2 separate regions of the Homo sapiens genome follow, and region 2 is linked to region 1. Evidence: chromatin contacts called from ENCODE Hi-C or POLR2A ChIA-PET data. All regions are on one chromosome and are shown on one strand. Each heading gives the region's core, a stretch centred on a gene start or an enhancer-like site at or near the end of the contact. The rest is flanking DNA. Distances are from core to core; before and after follow the strand shown.

What was found. A loop is a pair of places that touch in the nucleus more often than their neighbours do. ChIA-PET counts read pairs that join two places held with the same protein, here RNA polymerase II (POLR2A). Pooled maps may share reads with other maps.
Region 2: a pooled map of heart left ventricle shows a loop between it and region 1 (2.3-fold over the local background). The contact joins the promoter of LINC01800 here to the promoter of VPS54 in region 1. A Hi-C loop is called at or near these places in 1 of 168 maps with a recorded cell type or tissue (ascending aorta), 3 of 37 single-sample maps with no recorded cell type and 7 of 50 pooled maps. POLR2A ChIA-PET finds 5 or more read pairs at or near these places in 4 of 52 experiments (BJ, PC-9, activated B cell and 1 more).

The regions. Positions count from the first base shown.
Region 1 is chr2:64,017,421-64,024,292 of GRCh38, forward strand. VPS54 (VPS54 subunit of GARP complex) reads right to left here and starts at 2,008. Exons shown (of 23, transcript NM_016516.3): 1 at 1,518-2,008. RefSeq lists an enhancer at 1,192-1,261 and a silencer at 1,422-2,131.
Region 2 is chr2:64,862,283-64,869,266 of GRCh38, forward strand. It overlaps LINC01800 (long intergenic non-protein coding RNA 1800), which reads right to left and starts at 1,349. Exons shown (of 5, transcript NR_110224.1): 1 at 1,132-1,349. RefSeq lists a silencer at 3,336-3,535.

The DNA of each region.
Region 1 (6,872 bases), core at 758-3,257:
ATTGACTTTAATTCTGACACAAAAAATTATCTTATCCAGAAATCAATTTTAACTTTCCAGAAAATATAAGCATATGCAAAAGTAATCACCTTTTCCTAGTAAACTTTTAGTATTAAATTCTAATTTCAAAAACACTTCAGAAAGCCAAATGCTGTAGTAACAATACTTCTACAAGAACAAAATATACGAATATCAACAACAAAACAGTCTTTACGATTTGGTTGTGATGCATTCTTTATTTTAAAAACCCATTAAAACATTTTTCATTTATTTAAAAAAGTGATCCTCAGACTGCCTCTTAGATTGGTAGTGTAATAATTCTTAAGTTATCAGAACATAATTTAAAAATAGCCAAATTACAATAAAATCGCAAACATCTACTGTCGTCCCAAACAACTATCAATTACAGCTACTGGTAACCTATCATAAGCAATGATGAGCACTACGAACCATCAACATCCATTTCTAGGAAATCCGATTCTGACTACACTACAAATACAGTCAAACAAATCCCATCATTCCCTCTGTTCCATCATTTAACTGCTTAGAAATCATTTAGGCTCTGAAGGTGCTTTTTCCAATTAGAACTCCCCTTCGGATTTATAAAAGTGAATGTACATCAAAATCTGCAGTTTAGGTTATCGCAGTAATATTTCTCGGTATACTACAAGTAATTTATCACGGTATTACTTAAAGGCGTTTAGTATTAAGACCGCCCTTGATTTGACAAATCAGAAATACAGCCAATTAAAAACAAAAACAGTCCAAACAATTTAATTCTTCGAAAGAGCCTCAATAAAGACCAAAAAATAAAGCTGGTTAGAAGAAAAAAATTTTTTTTTGAAACGCCTGTCAGTCAAAATGCTAAAAATACCATCTTGAACTCAACACATGAACAGACCAAACGGCTAATTATAATTGGCAAGCCAAAGTTCCCAAGTCAACGACGGGAGAGCAGAAACGGCAGAGAGGGCCTGCCCTTTCTGTCTATGCAGAGATGGAAGGAGGCAGAACTGAAGAAAATTATTGCACAAATTATTTCAAGCTACATTGCCAAAATGCAAAATACTGAGTAACTCTTTGGGTTAGCCTTCCCCGGAGAGAAAAACAAACAAATGTTTTAACGATTCCAGTAGAATCCAATAGGACTAAGGGCCTGGCTGGAAAAAGAAAAGGAAAGTTTGGGGGCAGCGTCTAAGGGGGTGATGGAAGTTCCAGAGCTGGGATCCCGGAAAGATAAGAGAGGGGCAAGAGCGGCGTTTGCGGTCGCTGACAGGAGGCAGGGAACACAGCTGCCAGCCCCGATCCCGGAGGGAGAGTGAAAAGGAAAAAAAAAAAAAAAAAAGGAAGTGGCGGAGAGGAGCATGGAAGCTTCAGTGCCGGTCAGCTGTGACCGAAACTCGGTCCGTTTGGGGCTGGGGAGGAGAGCCGAGGGGGTGGGGTCTCGGTCCCTCTCTCCGCTGTAGGTCGGGGTGAGAGTGGGCTGAGACGCGCGGGGGGCCGCGGGGCACACCTACCTGCGGGTCCCGGGGCAGCCGCCCTGAGCGAGGCCTAGTGCATCGCCGCCGCCTCCAGCCCTCCACGTCGCACCGAGGCTGCTGCTCCACGGCCGCCGCCGCCCGGCGCCCGGCCGGGCCCGAGCCCGGGTTCCCGCCCCCGCCCCGCGCCCGCTGGCCAGTCGGCCCGGGGAGCACAGGGCCGCCCTCTCGAGCCCAGCTTCACTCAGGGGTGAGAGGTGGCAGCGGCGGCTCCCTCACGTCTCTCCCGGGTGTCCTGTCAGCCAGCAGTTTCCCCCGGGTCCGCAGCGCCGCCTCCGCCGCTGCTGCCACCGCCTCTCCCACATCCCCGGCCTCCAGGGGAGCCGCCGCCGCCGCGCCACGACCACTGCCTCTAGCGCTTCTGCTCCCGACTCCACTGCTTTCCCTCACCCCGCCGGCCCAGCCGGCTCGGCCCGGTCGGGTGCGGGGAGACAGCGCCGGAGGCCGCCGCAGCCCCCAGCCCACAATCCACCGCGCGGCTCCGCCGGGGCGGGAGGGCCGCGGCCCGGGCCGGGGGGAGCGCCCGCCGCCTGGGGAAAGCGGCCTTGGCGCAGGCCGGCGTGCCCGTCGCAGGCGCAGCCAGAGTTCTCTCGGGGCGGGGAATACACCGCGTGGCTCCCCTGCGCCTCCTCTAATAGTCCTACACGCAGACAAATCCACGCTGAATTCCACTTTCCCCACCACCCTTCCCCCCAACTCCCAGTTTTCAGGAACACCCAGAAAACCTCCTGCCGCCTTCCCCGGGACTGGGACGCGACCCCTCCAGCGTAGCCCTCGCCACCCCCAAGACCAACCGACTCGAAACATCCCTAAATCACCCGGGACCTATTAAAGCAAATACTTCCACGAGATTCCTCCTCTCCCCCACCCCCTCGAAGTAAATGCTTTTCAGCTGTTCCCTAGTAAATGCCCTTCCAAAGGTTAAAGGTCACCCCTCCGCAACAACCCAGTTCTCTCTATTGAGGCCTTTTCCCCATCCAGTCCTCCCCTCCAAGTCTTCCCCAAGTTCCAGGCCTTCCTCCCAGACACTGTAATCAGTTATTCCTGTTACTTGACTGAGATACTTGGAGTGTGTATGATAATTAATACCTTCTAATTCTGACTTCAGCCTGGTTTCACAGGACTTGCAACTTTAAACCAATAAAACACAGTCCACAAGAAAGGGAAGGTCTTAGTATATAAATATAAAGACACACACACACACACACACACACATATATTTTAGGAAGAAAAAGATCCTCAATCCTTTGAGTGCTTGTGACTTAATTTTGGGAAGATTTTATTCAATGTTGAAATTCTTGCCTAAAAATAAATTTCAAGCATTTATAAGACATAGTATGTTTTAACAAATCAAAAGTGAAAATGTAACTCTTATAGTTGGGGGGTTGAAAAAAATGTTGATCCAAGTTTCACTTCTAAGAAGTCACTTTGAAAACTGCAAACATAACTTTTATGAAATAATATTTTCCCCACCAAAGAGCTAAAGTTGGGGAAAGAGGACAAAAAGTAAGGAAGCATCAAAAATAGTTGAGAGAAAACTCTTACATTATATTTTTCTAAGTTCAATCCTCTAAAATTATGTAAGAAACAAAGTGAGAAAATCATTCCCCAATATGAAATAAATTTAACTGTAAAAGAGTGAAGTCCTCTTAAATCCCTGATCACTTATAAAACCAGATGAGTTTACATAGAAGCAGAGTAGAATGGTGGTTACCAAAGACTGGGGGGTAAAGGGTGATGAGGAAAGGGGAAATGTGAGTCAAAGGGTATAAAGTTTCAGGTAGGAGGAATAAATTTTAGTGATCTATTGCACAGCACGATGACCACAGTTAATAACAATGTATTTAATATTCCAGAATAGCTAAAAGAGTACTTTCTTTGTTTTGTTTTGTTGAGACTGTGTCTGGCTCTGTTGCCCAGGCCAGAGTGCAGTGGCATGATCTTGGCTCACTGCAACCTCTGCCTCCCAGGTTGAAGCAATTCTCCTGCCTCAGCCTCCCGAGCCGCTGGGACTACAGGCGCGCACCACCACGCCCAGCTAATTTTTGTATTTTTAGTAGAGACGGGGTTTCACCATATTTGCCAGGCTGGTCTCCAAACTCTTGACCTCGTGATCCACCTGCCTCAGCCTCCCAAAGTGCTGGGATTACAGGCATGAGCCACCACGCCCAGCCAAGAGTACATTTTAAATGTTCTCACCATAAAAAAAATAAGCTGGGTACAGTGGCCCACACTTGTAGTCTCAGCTGAAGTGGAAGGATGCCTTGAAACTAGCAGTTTGAGTCCAGCCTGGACAACATAGCCAGACACCATCTCTTAAAAAAAAAAAAAAAAGTAGGTGAGGTGAAAGATATGTTAATTAGCTTGGTTTAGTTATTCCACAGTGTGTACATATATCAAAACATCACATTGGATCCTATAAATATATATAATTATTATTTGTCAGTTTAAAAATTTTTTATTAAAAAAGATGTGTTTATACTGTGAAAATATTAACAAGAGGATTAACCAAGTTTTATCTAAGGCCAGAAAGGAAAATAATTTTTCTTTATGTCTAGAATCAGTTCATAGATTATGCTAGGAATTGGATTTAGCAAATTCTTATATTTTGACCCCCCTCAGGAAGTCAACAACAGTTCAAAAACTTCCTTAAGCCTGGCTGGTTTGGCCTTTAAAAAAATATTTGTGTTTATACCCCACCTTGTTCCAGAAAAGATTCCAACTTGGCACTTGGACTAAATGATAGCCGTCAGTTGTCTCCCAGACACTAGAACAAGACAGTCTGGTTTGCTTCCTCATTATCCATCTGTTGATAACATACCATAGGAAGAAAATACACATTGAGTGTCGTGCTTAGTTCTTTCAGAGATCCAGCTCAATGTTTACTTTTACTTTTACTTTTCCACAGAACAATTCATAATCTTGAATCTAAACAGGAAAGTAAATGCTGATGATCAGGTTTGCAAAAATTTTTTTAAAGTGTGTAAACTGGGCAAGCAATTTCATTTAAACCTAGATAAATTTCAAATTAATTACTATGTTCACTTGCTATCACTTGAATCATTTCAGTCAGTATGAGAGCTAAAAGCCAAATCACAAATAAATAGGTATAGATATATTATTAGTGTACATTTCCAGAAAGCACAGATGATAGAAAATTAAGAAATTAATACAAAATTAAGAAATGGATAGGAGTTAAGATTCCATCATTGCCTTCAAAAAAAGGAATCAGGAAGAAAATATTTAGCTACCATGTCACTAACACTGTATTTGGCATATTTATTATATCTGTTACCGACCAATCACATGAAAAGTGATAGTCCATCAAGGTTATATGTTCTAATTAGAGGGAGAATGGCAAATTTTCTAATGCCATAACACCTATAAAAGGGCTATGTTTATGTTTACTGTGTATTCTGTGCATATTTGTATAGGTGGCAGTAGTAAGGTTAACATAGCTACTCAATCACTGAACACTGCCTTTCTTTTTTTTTTTTTTGAGATGGAGTCTTGCTCTGTCACCCAGGCTAGAGTGCAGTGGCACGATCTCGACTCACTGCAAGCTCCACCTCCCAGGTTCATACCATTCTCCTGCCTCAGCCTCCCAATATAGCTGGGACTACAGGCGCCCGCCTCCACGCCTGGCTAATTTTTTGTATTTTTAGTAGAGACGGGGTTTCACCGTGTTAGCCAGGATGGTCGTGATCTCCTGACCTCACGATCTGCCCGCCTCGGCCTCCCCAAGTGCTGGGATTACAGGCGTGAGCCACCATGTCCGGCCTGAACATTGCCTTTCTAATGATTTATTTGATAGAAACTATACATTCCCGTGCTATATAAATACAGAGGGGAAAGGGGGCACTGATAGAATGAACAATGAGAAAAATAATTTTCCAATTTAGTAAGATAGAAGCACTAGCTTCTTTTTTCTGTGATAGCAAACCTTGAATCTATGCAATGGAAACCCATCCACATTCTTAACCTACTCTACAGCTAAATATGTGTAATTATATTGTGTGTTTAGTATAAATAAGCTATCTTTGATAAGCAAGATTTACATGCACTAATGAACTGAAGGTGTCAAGCTGGTAATTGTTTCATTAGGGTTTGGATCCAATAATGTCCTGAATTATTTTATGCATCATATTTGAGCTATTCTTAAATGTTATATATATAAATATATAATTATATGTGTTTTTATAATTTAAAAAATTTTACAATTTTTGATACAGCTAATATATAGTATATAAAAATATAAATGATAATTTATAACAATATGACTCTAACCTGAAACTGTGTTTTGATATTTCTTCATAGGTAATATAGGACTATCTTAATGTAGGAAAACTTTCCAGTTTACTTTGAGTATGGTGTAAGATATTAAAGCTAAATGTAGATATAAGCACCACTAGAAAATTTATAATATTTTATGTGGTGATGATAATGTACTCAATACTTGTTGGGAGTAATATACAAGTCTTCAACATATCATCTTTTTGTCTTCTACACCAGCCGCTTGGTTACTTTGGAAGCAATTATTTAACTCTGTTAAATTTCTCTGTTAACTTTTTTCTTGACCTCGATATTTCAGATTTCCATTTTGATTATTATAATAATAGCAGCTGTAATCTACTAAGAATTTACTGCACCCCAAGCATAGGGAAAAACCAAGATACTATGGTATATTAGTTTTCTATTGGTATGTACAAATTATCGCCAATTTAGCAATTTAAAGCAACACACGTTTATTATGTCATGGTTTCTTGAGTCAGGAGTCTCAGCACAACTTAACTTTGCTTAAGGTTTCACAAGGCTGCAATCAAAGCATCCATCAGCCTGTATTGTCATCTGAAAGCTTGACTGAGGAAGAATCTGCTTCCAGTCTCCTTCAGGTTGTTGGCAGCATTTATTTTCTTGCATTTACAGACTGAGAGCCCTGGCTCCTTGCTGGCTCAAGGCTGCCCTCAGATTTTAGAGGCCACCTGCAGTTCCTCACCCTGTGGGTTTCCCTAACACAGCTGTTTACTTCATCAGCCAGTGAGGAGTGTCTTTAAAGTCTCTAAAGTGAATCTGCTAGCCAAATGGAGTGATATCCTAGCATATTTTCTAGGTTTATAGCAGGTCACAAGTTTCACTCACACTTGAGGAGAGGGGATTACAAAAAGTGTGAACAATCATGGTTGCCTTTGATGGTAGCAATCATGAAGGGCTACCCTCGAGCCTATAGTTAATACCACAGGCTTTGGAGTTTGGCCAACCTTGGGCTTTAAACTTGGCTGTGACACTTTAGCTATGTGACTTTATTATCAGCCTCTAACTCATAGCTTGTTCATC
Region 2 (6,984 bases), core at 99-2,598, 840 kb after region 1:
CATTGGTGGCCAGTTCACCATCCTCTATTCATCTGGCCTGTCAGTGGCACTGAATGCGTTTGACCACTCTCTCTGTGGAAGACTGAATTATGGGTCCTATTTCTTGTCCTGCCTCACTCTATCCCTATCCCCTTCAATCCGACTCTGCAGTCCCTCCCGCTAGATGTAGACTATACTGTACTTTCTTGCCCCTTGACTTTGGGCGTGGCTGCATGACCCCTTTTGGCCAATGGAATGTAGGAGGAGGTGACATGGTGCCAGTTCCAAATCTAGGTCTTTAGAGGCATTTTATGTTTCCACCTGCTTTTTTGTGCCTATTATCACCATGGGAGAAAAATGTGCCCTAGCTGGCCTGCAGGTACAAAAAGAGTGAGGGACATGTATGCAGAGCAGGCTCAGCCCAACGGTGGCTTAGAGCTGCCCAGCCAACATCAGCCTCATCTAGCCAACCTCCAGCTGACTCACAGCTTTGTGAATCAAATAAATATTTACTGTTATGCCATTGAGATTTTTGTGGTTGTTTGTTACCTAGCAATAGCAGACTGATACATCCTCTTTCTCAAAATACTTCCTTTGCTGAGTTCCTTGTAATCACCATCTTCTGGTTTTCCTCCAGTGTCATGGGCTGTCTTCCTCAGTCTGCTCTGCTGGGTTTTCCCCTACCAGATCTCTAAAGGTTGGAGTGGCATCAGTCTCAGCCATCTGCTACCTTCTTTCTTGACTCTCTCCCTAAGTGGAATTATTCTGGCCTACTGCTTTGAAGACTACCTACATGCTGGTTCTCAAATTTAAATCTGAACTCCAGACTCAAAGCTGTCTACACATATTTACCTGATGTCTGATAGGTCTTGGCATGGCCCAAACACAATTATGGATCCACCTCCTACCCCCAACATAGGACTACCCAGTTAGTCCTGGGTCAGATCATCAGTAAGCCTTATCTATTCCCACCTCCAAAACTGACCCAGAAACCAGTATCACATCTCACCATCTCCATAGCCACAACTGTGGTTTTTAAAATCTCCTCCTGCCAGGACTTTTGCAATAGTATCTTAACTGTTTTCTTCACTCCCCACCTTCTAACCCTCCAAAGGCTTCCCACTGCAACAAAATAAAACCCACACTTCTTACCTTGATCCATGAGGACTCAGCTACCTATGTTCCCAAGGCCCCTCTATTCTTCTTGCTCACATTGCTCCAACCACGTTGGCCTTCACGGTGTTTCTTAAGCATAAGGAGCACATTTCTGCCTCAGGGCTTTTGTTTTTACTTGCCTTTCTGCTTGCAGCACTCTTCCCCAGATCACCACATGGCTGCCTCCTTCCCACCCAGAAGGTCTCGAATGCCACCTCCTCAAAGAGACCTTCCCTGGCTAAATAAAACAGCACCCATCAACCTACCACACACACGGATGCACCCACATGCACACACACACACCCCTCTACCACAATACTCTAGTTTAGCTTCCTTTTTTTGTTATTTTTAATTTTCTTTTGCAGAGGCAAAAGAAGACACTTGCTGCCCAGGCTGGTTTTGAGCTCCTGGCCTCAAGTGATCCTCTTGCCTTGGCCTCCCAAAGTCCTGGGATTATAGGCGTGAGCCATGAGTCTACTCTGTTTCTCCCATTAAAATATAAAATCCTTAAGAACAGGTATTTGTCTCAGTCTCTGATGTATTACCAGGGCCTAGAACATGTCTTGTACATAGTGGACTTTCAATAAATGCTTGTTGATTGACTGACTGATGCTAGAACTGAATAGAGAAGGGATACAATTGGCTAGATTGTGAACATGGGAATGAATGTCCCAGGAAGGCAACTGCAGAAAGGCTGGAGAATTCAAGATACAGTATATCCAAGGGGTTATGAGGGGCCAGGCTGGCTACAGGAGAGAATTCATGGGGAATGAGGGAAGAAACTTCTGCATGGTGGAAAGACTTAAATGCCATCACTCCCAGTCATTGGAGATCGTGGGTGCCCCTGAGGGTTACAGATCAAGGACGTGATATGTTGAAAGCACAGGTTTTAGGATGATTAGTAGGGTTGAAAGGTATGCATTTCTGAGTGTCCTTAACTATGTGTCTTCCCTTGGGATCCCAGAATTTTAGAAGACAAAGACATCTAGAAGAATCTGAGAGCCCAGGGGAGCCAGAGAGATTGGTCCCCTTGGATTCCAGATGCAAGAAGAAGCCATTACCCAACCTTTCAGGGACCGATACTGAGTTCCCGGTTCAGGAAGTTCTCCCTGTGTAATTAAGGATTTGCCAAGCGCACAGCCGGCATTCATACACACGTGTTAACGAGCTGGTGCCCCAGTGTCCCTGGGCTCCCTTATACCCTCCCCCGACACACACACACACACACACACACACACACACACACACACACACACACACACAGTTGCTTTCATGTACCCAGTGGCTGAACACAAGCTTCCCCATACCCCCACCCCACGGATGCATCTCTAACCCAGCTACTTGCCTTCCCAGCCCCCTCCACCCAATTCTATTGTCAGGGCTGAACAAAAGGCCCAAGGCATCCTGGGTTAAAGGATTTTTAACTCTGCCAATCCCAGGAGGCTCCAACATGAAGCAGCTTCCTGCTGGAGAAAAGTGACTGAGACATCTCCCCAGGCGACAGGGGAATTTTTTTTTTTTTTAATCTGGTCTGAAAAACAGAACCTAGCCGCCAATCAGACACTCCTCCCCCCAGGACCCCACCCCGGAGACCTCCCAGCAGTCAAATGGGCCTTGAGGTCTCTTTCCTGATGACTTCTATTTGCAGGCGTCAGGCTTGTTGCTTCCCACGTCCCCCCCGACCCCCATCAGACCGGACTCTGGCTCTCCTCTCCTCCCGCACCTCCCCCACCCCGCCCTGTGCCCGGTGGCTGCCCCCGGCGCACGGACAGTGCCCCCTCCGCCTCTCTGCTCCCCGGGAGTGCCGGCAGTGCCCGGGCAAGGCCAGAAGCCCAGGCTAGGCCCCCTCCGTGGGCGCGCCAGGTTCTGTGCCGCGTCGTCCTTCCCCTCCTTGGGCACCGGCTCTGAACCTGCCCGGCCAGAAACCGAACCCGTTTTCAGGAGGAGCGCCTGCGGGCGTGCTGGCTCCACGCGCGGCTCTCGGGGCGGCCGGGTTCGGGCGTGTGCGTTTCCAGGCGCCTCTGTCCCCAGCGGGAGGAGCGGCTGTGGAGGGGGCCTGCTGGCGGCTCACCCCAGGCCCGGAGGGTTCGGGAACTAAACCTGCATCTGGTGTCAAAACCCCTTTTTGCCCACCCTGGCACTGACGTTAAGCATGCATCTTTTTTCCCTGAAGTTTTTTTTCCGTAGAAGACATACTGGGTAAATTAGAAACATGTTTGAGAAAGGAGTGAGCGGCGAACGCTGGCATCTAAACAACACAAAAGTGCCCACGCCAGGCCACACGCCCAGGCGGCCGCGGCCTCGGCGGCGGCGCAGCGCCCCCTGGCGGCCGCGCGGGGCCCCTACCGAGCCGCCCCCGGCCGTGTCCCCTCACCTCCCCTCACCTCCCACGCTCCTGAGCCGGGAGCAGCCGGGAGGGCCAGGGAGACCCCTGCTCCCCCAAGTCAGAGCAACAGTGGGACACTTTGGGAGGAAGGGAATGAAAGGAGTCCAACGCCAAGGTCCTGGGGGATGCTTTCTGTGGTTTCGTGGCTGGCGCCGAAGTCAAGAACCTAGGGAAGGAGCCAACATAAAAGAAAACCCTTGATCCATTTTCAATGAATGCCTGAAATTCTACCAATCCAGCATCATCCCTTCACCTGCAGGCTTTGATTCCTTTTAAAATGCAAATGCCTCAAGGAAGGGGAACCCTTAAAACAAGGGCAGATGGCAGGCTACATCAAGAAATCACCAACGTCACCAAAGAGACATGATTACGCCATGATGTGTACATACTATATGGTAATGGCGTTTAATAAGCAGCGTTTAATCTTTTTTTTATTCCTGTTGTTGGTTGTCCAGGCATCCTTTTGTACTCTGACAAGCAGTGTTTCTTCAGGATGCCCCGCCCGCAGTGGCCAGACCCTCTAGTTCAGTTGCTCCAAGTTTTCTTACCCTTTGCATCCTAAACCTTTCTCCAATCATTCTACTTCCCATTCTCACAATCCTGCTTGATTGGAGGTTCACAGCATCTTATCGCTAGTCCCAATCATTGCAGTAGCCCAGTGGGAGTATCTGGATCCCTTCCATAGCACACAGGGTCCTGGGGAAGTTCAAGAGAGTCTCTCAAGTCCTTTCTGTACAATACGCAACACCACTGAATCTGTCAAGAGGCGGCTGCCTTGTGCTGGTGGTGGGGTGGGGGGACTGTCTTCCCAAAGTCAGCAGAGAACCCCTGCTTTCGGCTTCCCATCATCTATCTGGAATTTCTCTCCTCTTGCCACTCCTCCATCTGGCAGAAGCCAGAAGTAGGGGTGCTGGGTTTCTGAAGGACCCAGGCAGGGTCTTTCCCGCTTCTCCCCTTTGTCCTCTGAATCCGTCTTTTTCCTGCTCATAGGGTTTCTACTTAGCCATACTGTCCGGTGGGAATGCCTCCAACTCCAGAGCTTCCTCTTCTTTCAAGTGTCTCCTGCTGTATCAGTTATCTGTTGCTACAAAACGAGCCACCCAGTGGCTTACACTCAGTAGCTTAAAACAATAAACATTTATTTGCTCATGACTCTGTGGGTCGGCTGGGCGGTTCTTCTGGCTTGGCTCTGCTGGGCTCACTGTGTTTGTGGTGAGCTGGCAGGTCATCGGATGGTTTAAGATGGCCTCCCTCACACATCTGGTGGTTGGCAGGCTGTCAGCTGGGGTGAAAGGGTGACCCGGCCACGTGTCTCTCATCTAGCAGGCTAGCCTACCCCAGGCTTCTTCCAATGGCAGTAGGCTTCCACGGATGGGAAGAGCAAAAGCTACAAGACTTCTTGAGCCCCAGGCTTGGAACGGACGCACCTTCCCTTCCACCGCATTCTCTTCATCAAAGTAAGTGACAAGGTGGGCCAAACACAAGGGGTGGGCAAATGGACTTCACTCGAAATGGAAAGAGCTGCAAAGTACTGCAGCCATGTGTGCAGTCTACCACACTGGCTGTCTTCTTTCTTGGGGCACGTTATCAATGAAGCAAAATGCACTTAAAAATATGACATCCTTCAGACACACCAAACACAGGCAGTCTAGCACAGTGCTTAAGTGCACAAGCTCAGTAGTCAACGTGCCTGGGTTCAAATCCTGGCTCCGCATTTACCAGCATCTGACCCCGTAAAAATTATCTTACCTCTCTGTGCCTCAGTTGCCTACTCTGTAAAACTGGGGGTAGCTGTAAATATTAGATAAATTATATCATGCTTAGGCAGTGCCTGGCACATAGTAAGTGGCCAATAAATGTCAGCTATTGTGCCCAGGAGATGATGGCTGGCTGCCCACCAGGAGTGCTGCAGCCGCAGCACCATCTTCCACAGTAGCCCCAAAGCCCCACTCACCACTGCTGACACCAGCAGCCTCACACTGCCAGCTCTCCGGGCAGGGGCAGGGCCCCTTTGAGGTGCCAGCGAAATGGTCCTGTCAGTTTTTACCAGTTCCTTCATCAAGGCTTGCCTATCACTTGAGCCCAGGAGTTTGACACCAGGCTGGGCAACACGGTGGAACCAGGTCTCTACAAAAAATGCAAAAAAATTAGCTGGGCATTGTGGCATGCCCCTATAGTCCCAGCTAGTGGGGAGGCTGAGGTGGGAGGATCACTTGTGCCTGGGAGGTTGAGGCTGCAGTGAGTGGTGATTGCACTACTGCACTCCAGCCTGGGCGACAGAGCAAGACCCTGTCTCAAAAAAAGAAAGCATGCCTGTCTAGAGCTGGGACGGGTCAGCTGTCACAAAAAGAGCTCTGAAGTCACACAGACCCCAGGACTGCTTCTGGCTCTTCTTCCTGAGGGATTTAGACGATCGAATTAATTCTCAGAGTTTCAGTTTCCTTGTCTGTAAAATGGGTGTGACAGCAGTACCTGGCACAGAGCCGATGAAGTGTAACGTGAAGAATTAAAGAGCCTGGGCCTGAAAGCTGAGGGCTCTCAAAGGACTCTTGTGGTATCTGAAGCTGCCCCTCCTACAGGGGAAACTGCTGTGGATGAATCCTTACTCCCCACAATGGCCTGCATCACTCATACAGCCCTCCGCCCCTGGTCCAGCAAGATGGGCCAACATCCTAGGGAACAAGCTAAGCTCTCTCTGCAGTTGCTAGTTTGATAACTGTTACCCCCACTACACTTCTGGGGCCTGTACCTTTGTTTTATTTTCAACCTAGTACCTCTAATAGTTAGCCCAGGGCTTGACATGGTAGATACCCAATAAATGTTGATTAAAGAGAGGCTGAATAAATGAATGAGGACTTCATTCTGATAGTTTCCCTTTTCCTTGGGTTAGACCCGCTTCTTCTGGATGGTCTCCAAACCAAGAAAACCCACGGAAATGAGGGAAGGAGGAAGGGAAGCTGCACCTGAGGACTGAGAGTGGGGCCGTGCTCTTCAGCCTTGCTGACACTGCAGCCCTGGGGAGCCAGGGCCACCCCCAGAGATTCGGCTGTAATTAGCATGGGAGCTGGGAGATAGCCCTGATGGGTGTGCTTCATCATTTTCACCAGGTCTCTCCCTGAATCAAGTCTTCCAAAACTGACATCAGAGAACCCCAGATTCTGCTGATGGTCCCCATGCAGTTCAGACCACAGATAATGGAGCTGAGCAGGGATTTAAAGAAACAGACAAACCCAACTTCATCCCGAGTGAGTGTGTGAGAGAGTGTGTGTGTGTGCATAGACACAAGTGTAAAAAGAAAACACACACACATCATGATTTGATGCTTAACGCAATTCATGAAATGAGTTACCACTCACCCCCTTCGTACGTGGGTCCTGCAGGGCACACGTGATGGTGAAAGCTGAGGCAGCAGCAGAGGGTGAGGGCTGCGGGCTGCATGCGGATCTCAGGGGCTGTTTCCCAGG